Linked DNA regions of Homo sapiens: region 2 is linked to region 1. A link is an interaction called in ENCODE POLR2A ChIA-PET data of the cell type or tissue named here. Cell type or tissue: GM12878. All regions are shown on one strand.

Evidence for each region. Peaks named below come from ENCODE experiments on the same cell type or tissue, not always from the same donor. Only the 100,000 strongest peaks of a DNase experiment are listed, where the experiment ranks them.
Region 2: POLR2A ChIA-PET joins it to region 1 with 6 read pairs; 2 of 35 experiments call an interaction of 5 or more read pairs at or near these places.

The regions. Positions count from the first base shown.
Region 1 is chr3:122,230,631-122,235,630 of GRCh38, reverse strand. All of the region lies in intron 1 of CASR (calcium sensing receptor), which reads right to left. Among named protein-coding and RNA genes, the nearest start is that of CASR, 49 kb to the right of the region's middle. RefSeq lists an enhancer at 2,072-2,161. In GM12878, no CTCF peak of the experiment used is centred here; DNase peaks (open chromatin) are centred at 294, 1,890 and 2,410; H3K4me3 peaks cover 1,551 bases; H3K27ac peaks cover 3,280 bases.
Region 2 is chr3:122,108,031-122,113,030 of GRCh38, reverse strand. It overlaps CD86 (CD86 molecule), which reads right to left. Exons shown (of 7, transcript NM_175862.5): 5 at 3,623-3,766. Among named protein-coding and RNA genes, the nearest start is that of CD86, 55 kb to the right of the region's middle. In GM12878, no CTCF peak of the experiment used is centred here; no DNase peak of the experiment used is centred here; H3K4me3 peaks cover 334 bases; H3K27ac peaks cover 742 bases.

The DNA.
Region 1 (5,000 bases):
AGAGACAGGACCTTGCTGTATTGCCCAGGATTCTTCTGATACTATTACTTTTCTCCAAGGATAACACAGCCAAACAAAAATGTATTTTGAATGGATACACAACAGTTTCCTGTCAATGTCAATTCATTCTTCGGTTTCCCTGAAACCTTTCTCCTGCAAAATAACTGCTAACATCTTATGAAACCAGTATTCCAGGAAAGCACAGTTCAGAAGTCATTGCTGTAAAGTTAGGGTAACTTTCTGAATCTATAATCAATATGCATGGTCTGTGAACTAGAGAAAATGGCCACTAACCATAGATAGACTACTTCTCACCCTCTCTTCCCAGCCACATGCAGGGGATTTACCTATGTGGTTATCATTTGCGTCTACCTTTCCGAGCAGAGTCTTGGGTGCTCTACTTTACACTTAAGTCTTTCATTATTAATTCCCTTTTTAAATTTGTGGAATGAGTATATATTCTTCACAATCAATCCATCAGTCCCAGATGGGAAGGTCTGGGACCCTGTTTACCTGCAACTGTTAGAAGTCACAGCACCTGTGACTGTTAGAAGTGTCCAGCACTCCCTGGTCCTTCTCTACTCTCCTGCGAGCCCTTTCTATGAGCTCTTCAGGGGCTCTTTCTTTGGGAACTGAAATGGTCCTAAACATTCCACAATCTGTGCTGATGCAGTGCACTCTCAGTGTCTCTCTGCCTTCTTCGGCTTTGCCCAGAAGAATCAGGAACCAGCATTTAAAAAATAAATCCTGGAACATACTACATTCAGTTGTCTCTATGAGAAGATTCTCTGTTGCTAATGACACCCGAAGCTGGTCCGGAGGAACACTGTCTCAGATAAACTTTCCCCAAAGAAGCCCACACATGTTTCTATAAACCTGACTTTGAAGTTGGATTAGTCCACATAGCCTGAGCCTCAGTGAGTGACTCCTGTCCAGCTGGTCAGGGTAAGAGATGACTAGGGTCAGCCTGCTATACAGAGGCCTTACAAATAACTCTTTCCACTCTGATTCTTCCATTACTTATTTGAAATAACTAAATTCCATTTGAAATAAATAAAATTCCATCCTCTCATGTTTGCTTTCTTCTTTCTTCTCTCCCTCTTTTTCCTCCATCCTCCAGCAGTTTCCAAACTGATTTTAAACCTCTCAATCTGTCTAATGAGAAGTAAGCTCTTTAGAAAGTAATGGGCAAAGGTTATTATTCCTCTTCTTATTCAGCTGTGCCCACGTGTTGGTTACATTACACCAGGGGCCAGCCAACTACATTCCATGGGCCAAATCTGGTGTGCTTGTTTTTATAAATAAAGTTTTGCTGAAATACAGTCATGCCTAATCACTTGCATTATATCTATGGTTGCTTTTGTGCTGCAAGGGTAGATTTGAGTAGTTATGCCAAAGATTGGCCCACAAAGCTTGGAATAGTTAATATTTGGCCTTTTACTGAAAAAGTTGATTGACCTCTTCATGAAACTAAGCACAAAGAAAACCCTACTTTTGCCATGAACTGGACATTTCCATGACTTTGGAAACAGTTATGCGCCTGATGTGAGCAATGGCTTCTCCAAGTTGAAAGGAGCTGACTTCACCAGCTTTCTCAATCAGAGGAGTAAGGGTCCTCTAGTTTGTTTTGTGTCCAGAGATAGAGGTCACTTCTTTCCCTTGGTTATCATCTGACTCAGGAGGCACCAGGAGTCTGGTTTGTTTACCACTGGCTCACATGAATAGAGTAGGTTGTGTGGTGGGGACTCCCCCCAGTGAAAAACTTTTAGCTAAGGGTGGGAAGTCCAAGCTGTGAATCTGAATCAGCAGCAGCAACAATTTTTGTTCCCCTTAGATACTGTCAAATGGGTCAGTTCCACCGGGAGCTGGTTACCTTCCTGTGAAGATGGCTTTAAGGGGAGGTGGTGGCGTTTGGTTGGGAAACAGAAATACCACAACCGCCCAAGTAGCCCATGCGTAATCTGGGTGGGGCATAGACATAAAAGGAGGAAGCCCAGACTTCAAGTGAGAGAAGAAACATTCGCTCTGGAGACAGTTTTAATTCCGTTCCCACATCATCAGGTGGACAAAATTCCCCTGTGAAGTCGCCCTCTTGCATTTCTCTTCCTCATTTTCTCCTCCGCTACTTCCCAGCTCTACTCCCCAACACCCTGAGGCCCAGAGCAGGGTACCTGTGGTGAGATTAGAGAAGAGCAGGGAAGGGGACTGATGTCAACTCCATCCAGCCAAAGACCCCCAGGACTGGGCTGGAACTGGTGAGACAAGAGAGACACCAGGAGAGCAAAGTGTAGGGTGGCATTGCTTCTCATGGCCAGCCCTGCACTTGCATGAGGAACACCCTGTGCTTGGACAGGACATAGCAGAGAAGGAGAACGGTGGGGTGTCTCACCGACAGGGTGTTAGAAAGGACTTACAGGAGTGCGGTTTGTGGTAGGCGATTTTGGGGACGGTTTAAGGAAGTGGAGCTTTGCATGCTGTCAGAAGCAGGGGTAAATTCTATGATTCCATATCTTAATAAATCTTGTCTAGAAGGGAGGAAGACTAAGTGAGACTGAAGCTGTAAGGGTAAAGGAGTAGCAGTCACTCCTCCGAGCCAGAATAGGGAAATGTTTGGTTAGTTCCATGGTTTGGACAATGTTAACGTTTTTTGTCTGTGTTCAGACATGATTGTGGAGTGGTCTTATTTTTGTCTTTATCATGGTCACAGAGACATCTTGCTTGCTGTTGATGTTCTGTGAAGTTGTTTATGTTTAACAGGAGAACGCCAAGGCCTAGCTTATGGGACCACCCAGATCCAGGTTGTCAGGGGCCACTTTTCTCTTTCTCAGCAATCACTTCACTTTCTTTGAAGTCACAATATCACAGGATGGTAGAGTCAGAAAGGGCTTTCGAGATCATCTAATTGAAGACTCTCACCTTGAAGATAAGGAAATGGAACATGTGAGCTGTTACCTGCCTTGCCAACAGCCCACAGCCAGTTAGCATCCCACCTGGCGATTCCTGGGCCCTGCATACACTGGCCCTGCCTCCTCTCCGGCTGCATCTCCCACACCACTCTCCCTCTCTTGGCACCTAGCCTGCCCTCCCTTCAGTTCCTCCAGTGGGCCAAGTTCTTTATTGCCTTGGGCCCTTCCCATCCCTCTCAGAATGCTCTTCCACCCCTCTGACCTGTGCCTCTTGCTTAATTCATTTCTCTTCATCCATCAGGGATGAGGCATTCTTCAGGGATCCTTCAGTGGCTCAAACACCACTTCTCAAGGAAGCCCCTCCTGGTTCTCCAGGCCTCACTCTCGTGCTCTCTGCATCTGCGTGGCACTTCCCTGCCACAGTCCCTCTTGCTCTTTATGCAGCCAGGGACCTGGTCTGTCTTGTTCATTGCTGGCATACTCAGGACACAGCAGACACTTAATGAATGGCTGCTTCACTTCAAGCCCTGTGGAGGTTCTATCACTAGAATTCTTTTTATAGTACAATAAAAAAAAGGGATTGTGAATCTTTTCTTGGGGTTGCAATATAAACTTACAGTCCAGTTGCAAGGAAAGAATACAACAAGCTGAAGTAAAACTGCTGAGGTGTTGCAAGTAGCTGGAGGGTGAATCTGATGATCCCATCCCCACGTCGTCCTTCCTGCGATGGCTATCTGGACATGCGGGTGTGCTGGAAAGGCCAGTGCACAGCCAGGAGCCCTTCACACCCCTGAATCACAGAGAGGTCTTTGGCTCAGGGGTGACTGTAATCTGAATCTGCCTATCGGTACTGCTCAAGCCCGTCGGTATTTACAATGTTAGAAGAGAATGCAAGGTAAATTGTTTAGTGTGAAAAAGGCTATAAAATGAGATAGTCCTGAGAGTTCTTTGATTTTTTTTTTTTTTGTGAGTGGGAGGGGGGTAATGGGTGTCTTTGAGATGCTGATGAAAATTGTGGCTGCTCTTTCCAGAAAAATGCACATATGCACATAATTTCTTCCAATTCAGATGTTTCATGTACCAGAAAGGCAAGGTTAAGTGACTAGCACGAGATTACAGAGAGATAGAGAAAGAATGGAAGATGAGTTTCCTTATTCCCCATTTAGTAACCTTTTCCTTATGTGCCTCTGTCTCCTCATTGTCCACACAGGAATAACAATAGTACGGTTGCTGTAAGGATTATATTAAAACAATACTTGTAAGAATTTAGCATAAAGTCTACCACATAGTAAATGCTCAAAAAACATTAGCTCTTCGTATGATGGTGATAGTGTCCCCCTCTCTCTTCCCAAACAGTGCCTTTACTAATTGAATTGATCAGCATGATGACTTGCCACCTCCTGACCAGTCCTAGAATGCCTAGTTTAGCCCACTCGTGGGATGGCCACCTTCAAACAGCAAGTGTATGATGCTGAGACAGGACTGGGGCAGAAAGTCAGGTAAGCCACCCAACAGGTGGGCCAGAGGAATGGTGTCCTCTGAGACTGGTTAGCATCCTGTCTGCATGGTGGATGGGATTAGCTGCAGGACACACTTCTCACTTCTACAAGGGGATCATGATCATGACACTTTCTGATGTCTCTAAAGTGACTGCAGGTGGATGATGACCCTCAAAAAGCTGCAAAAATTCTGAGTGGATGGTAAGCAGAACACACAAGAAGATCCTTAGGGGACAGATGAGTTTCAGGTGTCAAATGCACAAATCCCTGATTCTTTAAGTATCAATCCGATAGGTCAATACAAATATTTGGAAGCAGGTTTGCAAAGAAACTAAAAAAAGAGAAACCCCCTTTGGCTGAAGAAGTCTAGTGGAGGGGACAGAGAAGTAGAAGGGGCCAGGATATGGTGGTTCTAGTCCCCACCTAGCTGCTCCTCCTTGGGACAGCTGCTTCCTTCTCTGGGCTTTGGTGTCTTCTCTTGTAAGATGACCAAGTGGTATCACGGGCTTGGTGGGTCCCAGGAAGCCCCTTCTATGCAGGTGGAACCTCAGTGGAAGAGACTGGATTTGGAAGTGGGCTCTCTTCCTGGTTCCTT
Region 2 (5,000 bases), 120 kb after region 1:
TTTGGGGACTCAGAGGAAAGAGTGGGAGGGGTGAGAGATAAAAGACTACACACTGGTGCAGTGTACACTGCTCGAGTGACAGGTGGCACCAAAGTCTCAGAAATCACCACTAAATAACTTATCCATGTAACCAAAAACCACCTAGTTTAGTTCAGTAGTTCCCAAAAAACTATTCAAATAAAAATTTTGAAAAAGAATCTTATAAATGTAAAAAAAGGTACTTATAGTTGAATACAGTATTTCAGATGTCTTCAGATTAACACAAAATGAATTATCCTTTTATACCCATGACAAAATAGTCACCATATCAAAAAAAGCCACTGTCAAAAAAATGAAAGCAGACAATTAAAAGGTAGATTCTAAACTTTTAAATTTGCTTACAAATTCAGCATTTTGAAGGGGAAATGTGATGATATCACTAACTTTCAGTCTTTAAGCCTGTGAATATTTCTGTTTAAATGTTGGTTAAAAACGGATCACGAGGTCAAGAGATCGAGACCATCCTGGCCAACATGGTGAAAACCCATCTCTACTGAAAATACAAAAATTACCTGGGCTTGGTGGCACGTGCCTGTAGTCCCAGCTACTTGGGAGGCTGAGGCAGGAGAATCGCTTGAACCTGGGAGGCAGAGGTTGCAGTGTGCTGAGATCGTGCCACTGCACTCCAGCCTGGTGACAGAGTGAGGCTCTGTCTCACACACACACAAAAAAAAAATTAAAAAAAAATAATAATAATTTCTTTTGAAAAAGGCACTTTACCTTTAAGAAATCATTCCTGAAACAGCTGAGACTCCTAGGTTTGTTCTAGGGAGGCAAGCTGTAAAAACCGTTGTTGCTAGGGCATTGTATACAGATTTCAGTCACACAAGACCCAAATGAGGAAGTAAAATTTCAGGGGGAGCTATTTTAGTTTTTCTCCCAATGGGTAAGCTGATAGGGTGATTTCTGTTTGGGAAAAGACAGTAATTCATAGTTATAAATTCTCATGCCTTATCTGCCCTATTTGACAAAACAAAAAAAGAGAAGAGAGATTGGAAACTGGCTAGAATAACTATGGCATTTCCTTTTTATTCATTTAAACAGCCTAAACTGGGTAAATATATACAGTTGAGGCATAGAAAAACTATAATGAGAAAACACTGGATAGGACTTTTGGTGCCAAGTTAGTTAGTTTGAGGACCGTCTCCTCTGAGAAAGGGATTAACACTGGAGTAGGAGGAAGCTCCACTTTTGGAGAAATTCCTACCAGTTATCAGTAAGCTTGTGTCTCTGTGGAGGGATCTGCTGTTTCCACATTGGTCTCTTGGCAGAATTCAGCTCCTTATAGTTGCAGAACTGAGATCCTAATTTCCTTAATGGCTGGCTGTCAACTGAGAGCCACTTCCAGCTTCTAGAAGCTACTTACATTCCTTGGCTCATGGCTTCCTCCTTCCATCTTCAAAGCTAGAAATGCTGGGTTGAGCTTCTCAAGTTTCAGATCTCTCCTTCTTCCAGTTCATTTCTCCATCCCAGCTAGGAAAGGTTCTCTGACTCATGTGATTACATTGGGCCCACCTGGATAATCCAGGTTAATCTCACCATCTCAAGCTTGGTGCCTTAATCACCTATGTGAAGTTCCTTTTGCCATGTAAGATAACATATTACAGGTTCTGGAGTATAGGAGGTGGACGTCTTGTGGGGGGCATTATTTTACCTATCACATAGCCAATGCCAGGAGTACCCACAAAGCAATGGCAGATATTGCTGAAGTTACAGAATCCAAATTTACAAATATATCATATCTATAATGGCATAGTTATACCTGTTGCACCTCCCTCCCTACAGTGATAGCAAGGCTTCTCTCTTTGATCAAACTCAGTGGCATGGATGACTGTCTGAATAAATAACTTTTTCTTACCAATATTCTTCATTACATTCTTAGGGGTCATGTATGTGCCACTCAGCCCAATCTGACCATCTCATCTGTACCTACAGAGCTTATTTAACCACCTTCTAACTTCTCTCATGTGAACACACATATCCTCTTTATCTCCCCTATCTAGTCTCCTGATTTTTTTCTGATTGCCTCATGGAGGAAGAAACATCCTTAATCTTTTTCTCCAACCCTTCTTTGTTTCATTTGTAAGCTGATCATTCTAATGTGAAGAAAAATCTAGCAAACAGCTTATTCCCAAGATGTAAGTCACTTCTTCATATTTGACTAATTTTAAATGGCAATGAGGTTGAAAGAAAGTGAAGCTCAAAACTCTCACCTTGAAAAGTCAAAGCCTGGACAAGCATGATATGTCTTTACATCTGTGCTAGGAATTTTATACTTTTATATCATAGAAATCTCGCAGCACACTCCATACATTGGCAGTTTGAATGGCTCTGCCACATGCTTTGTGTTAATTTATTTAAATTCGATCGTTGCTCCCCAATTTCTTATTTTTAAAGTACAGCAGGATGCATTGAATGACTGCTAATGTCATCCATCTATTTTCTAGTTAGATTTTAAAATCAGTATACTGAAAAACAAGATGCTGGCCAGAGGCAATACTCATCTTGTGCTTTCTACCATAAGTGAGTTAGAAGGTTACCTTAATTATTAGCACCAATCAAACTAATTACTACTGGAGGCAATTACTGAGATAAAGTCCAATCTTAGCTTAGAACCAGACCAAACTACAAAAAGGCATGGCATTATTATAAAGTTAGGGACCACTTTGTCCCCATGAAACATTTTTATAACAGAAGTCAGTGGGGAGGGTGTTTATAATAACAAAACTATTGGACTAACTCAAGTGTCCAAAAAATGAGGTTGGTTAAATAAATAAATTATGGTGTATCCACAAAAGGGAATATCTTGCAGCCATTAAAAATGATGCTGTAGAATGATATTTATGACATTGAAAATTGTCTTGCTACATTTAGTATAACAAAATTAGAACACAGTACATATATTATCCAAATTGTGAAAAATAACCCTTATGATAATCCTAATTATGGAAAACAACATAGATTGATACACAGAAAAATCTTAAAGATAGGCACCAAAAATATTTGTGTAATCATTTTTTCTTATTAGTGGAGTTATAGATTATTTTATTTTTGGTATATATGATAATGGATATGTATTACTTAGAAATTAGTTAAAGTTAATATTGTTTGTTATAAGTCAATGGGCAATAATTCATCTAACTTATTTCATAAGAAACCTAGATTTTTTTAGAGACGAGAAGCTGATTCTTGTGGTCATTTAGCAAATATCCCTGCTTAAACACCACCAGGTCCACAATCTTTAACATTTAGGAGTGGTTTCACCATTTTACTTTATGTATATGTCACAGTAACCTCATGAAGTGAGGTAGATAAAGCAAGTAATAATCAGTTTTCCCTGGAAACCAGAAGTACATTTGTAAACCAGAGGTTAGAAATGTCGCCTTTCTTTGAAGTCCAAGAGCAGCATTATCTGCTACTGCCAGTCTGTATAGGCTCAAAACTCCAAGGGAAAACCTTTTTTCCCAACAACTTCCTGACTTTTTGCCAGTCTAGGCTCAGCCAACAAGCTCCGGAAGGCAGCCAGCCGATTGGGAAGTAGGTGCAAAGTGACAGTCTGTGGGGAGGACAAGGACTCACTCACCACATTTATAAGAGTTGCGAGGCCGCTTCTTCTTCTTCCATTTCCATAGAATTAGACAGAAAACCATCACACATATAATAACTGTTGGAAGTACAGCTGTAATCCAAGGAATGTGGTCTGGGGGAGGCTGAGGGTCCTCAAGCTCTACAAATGACCACAAATTTTCAATCAGCCAGGAGAGTCATTTACAAAAGGTTTCTGCTAGCTGCTCTTCTCTTTATTTACCTGCCAGCCTCTCCCCAGGGCTCTAAGGCCAGAGAAGCCTGAAATCCACAATAGGAGGCCATAGAAAGTCCCAGGCTCAGGGCCTCAGCAGCGACCTAAGAATCGAGCCCATGCCTCTGGCCAAATGCCTGGACTGAGCTGCCATGCCTTCATGGAGGTGGGGATAACACCGACCATGATCAGGAAGAAGAGGGTCAGCCTGGCCCGTGATTCTGGAATCTGGGTGAGGTGTCTGTGCTGAGGCTCTGCACGTGCAGTCATTTGTGCCGTGCCTGCTATCCTGCCCCCCTCTGCAGTCAGTTCCCAGGCCCTGAAGTTCCTCTCGTGATGATTCTTCTGTCCACTATAATCTCCAGACACCTCTCACTTGGACAAATGGAACAGCTTCCACAGGCCCCTACCTCTAGTTTTCATTTGCTTGTTTGTTTAGTTTTTTCCTACTGAGGTCACAGCAGGTTTCCTCTGCATGGCTTTCAGCATATCTCATCTACTGAAAAACCTTTGATGTTTCTTCATGCCTTGAGGAACCTTCACGCCTTCAGGAACTACTTCCTTACATGAGAACTCCTAAGTTTCTGGGGAGTTGGAAAACAGGCTTTGTGGGGAAAACTTAGAACGGAGTCGCCCACTTTAAAGACATTTTTGGGAACAGTTCTGGTAGCTAATCCCAAATTTCAGGAAAATTAGGACCAGCTGATCTATTAGCTTAGCTATAATTTGTAGACACATGCCCTGTTTCTGGGATGTTAAGAAGTTGTTGGCATTGCAGGCCATATTTAATCCCTTTTGAGTCTGTCCCAGTCTATTCCACTTGAGCCAGTTTGGCACTCCCAGTAAAGGGGGTTAGGGGTTATACTTACTAACGTGGAGGCTGCTACCTTTTAACATGCAAAAAAGGCCCCTTGACTCAGGGTCTAACCTATCTCTGATCAAGCGATAGAATGGGAAACCCAGAGAGGCAAGCCCCATCTTCCTGAGGCAGCTAGAGCTGAAACATTTCTGAAGATGGGGGTACCTGTTGAAGTTTGGCAGAACAGTAGTTGAGAAGCAGCAGGAAGGTGAGCCATGATGAGGTTATAGTGGTGGCAAGCCCCTGTTAATTTGTAGACTATGGGAGCCGTAACAGAGGGCCCTGGGGCATGTCATATATGGC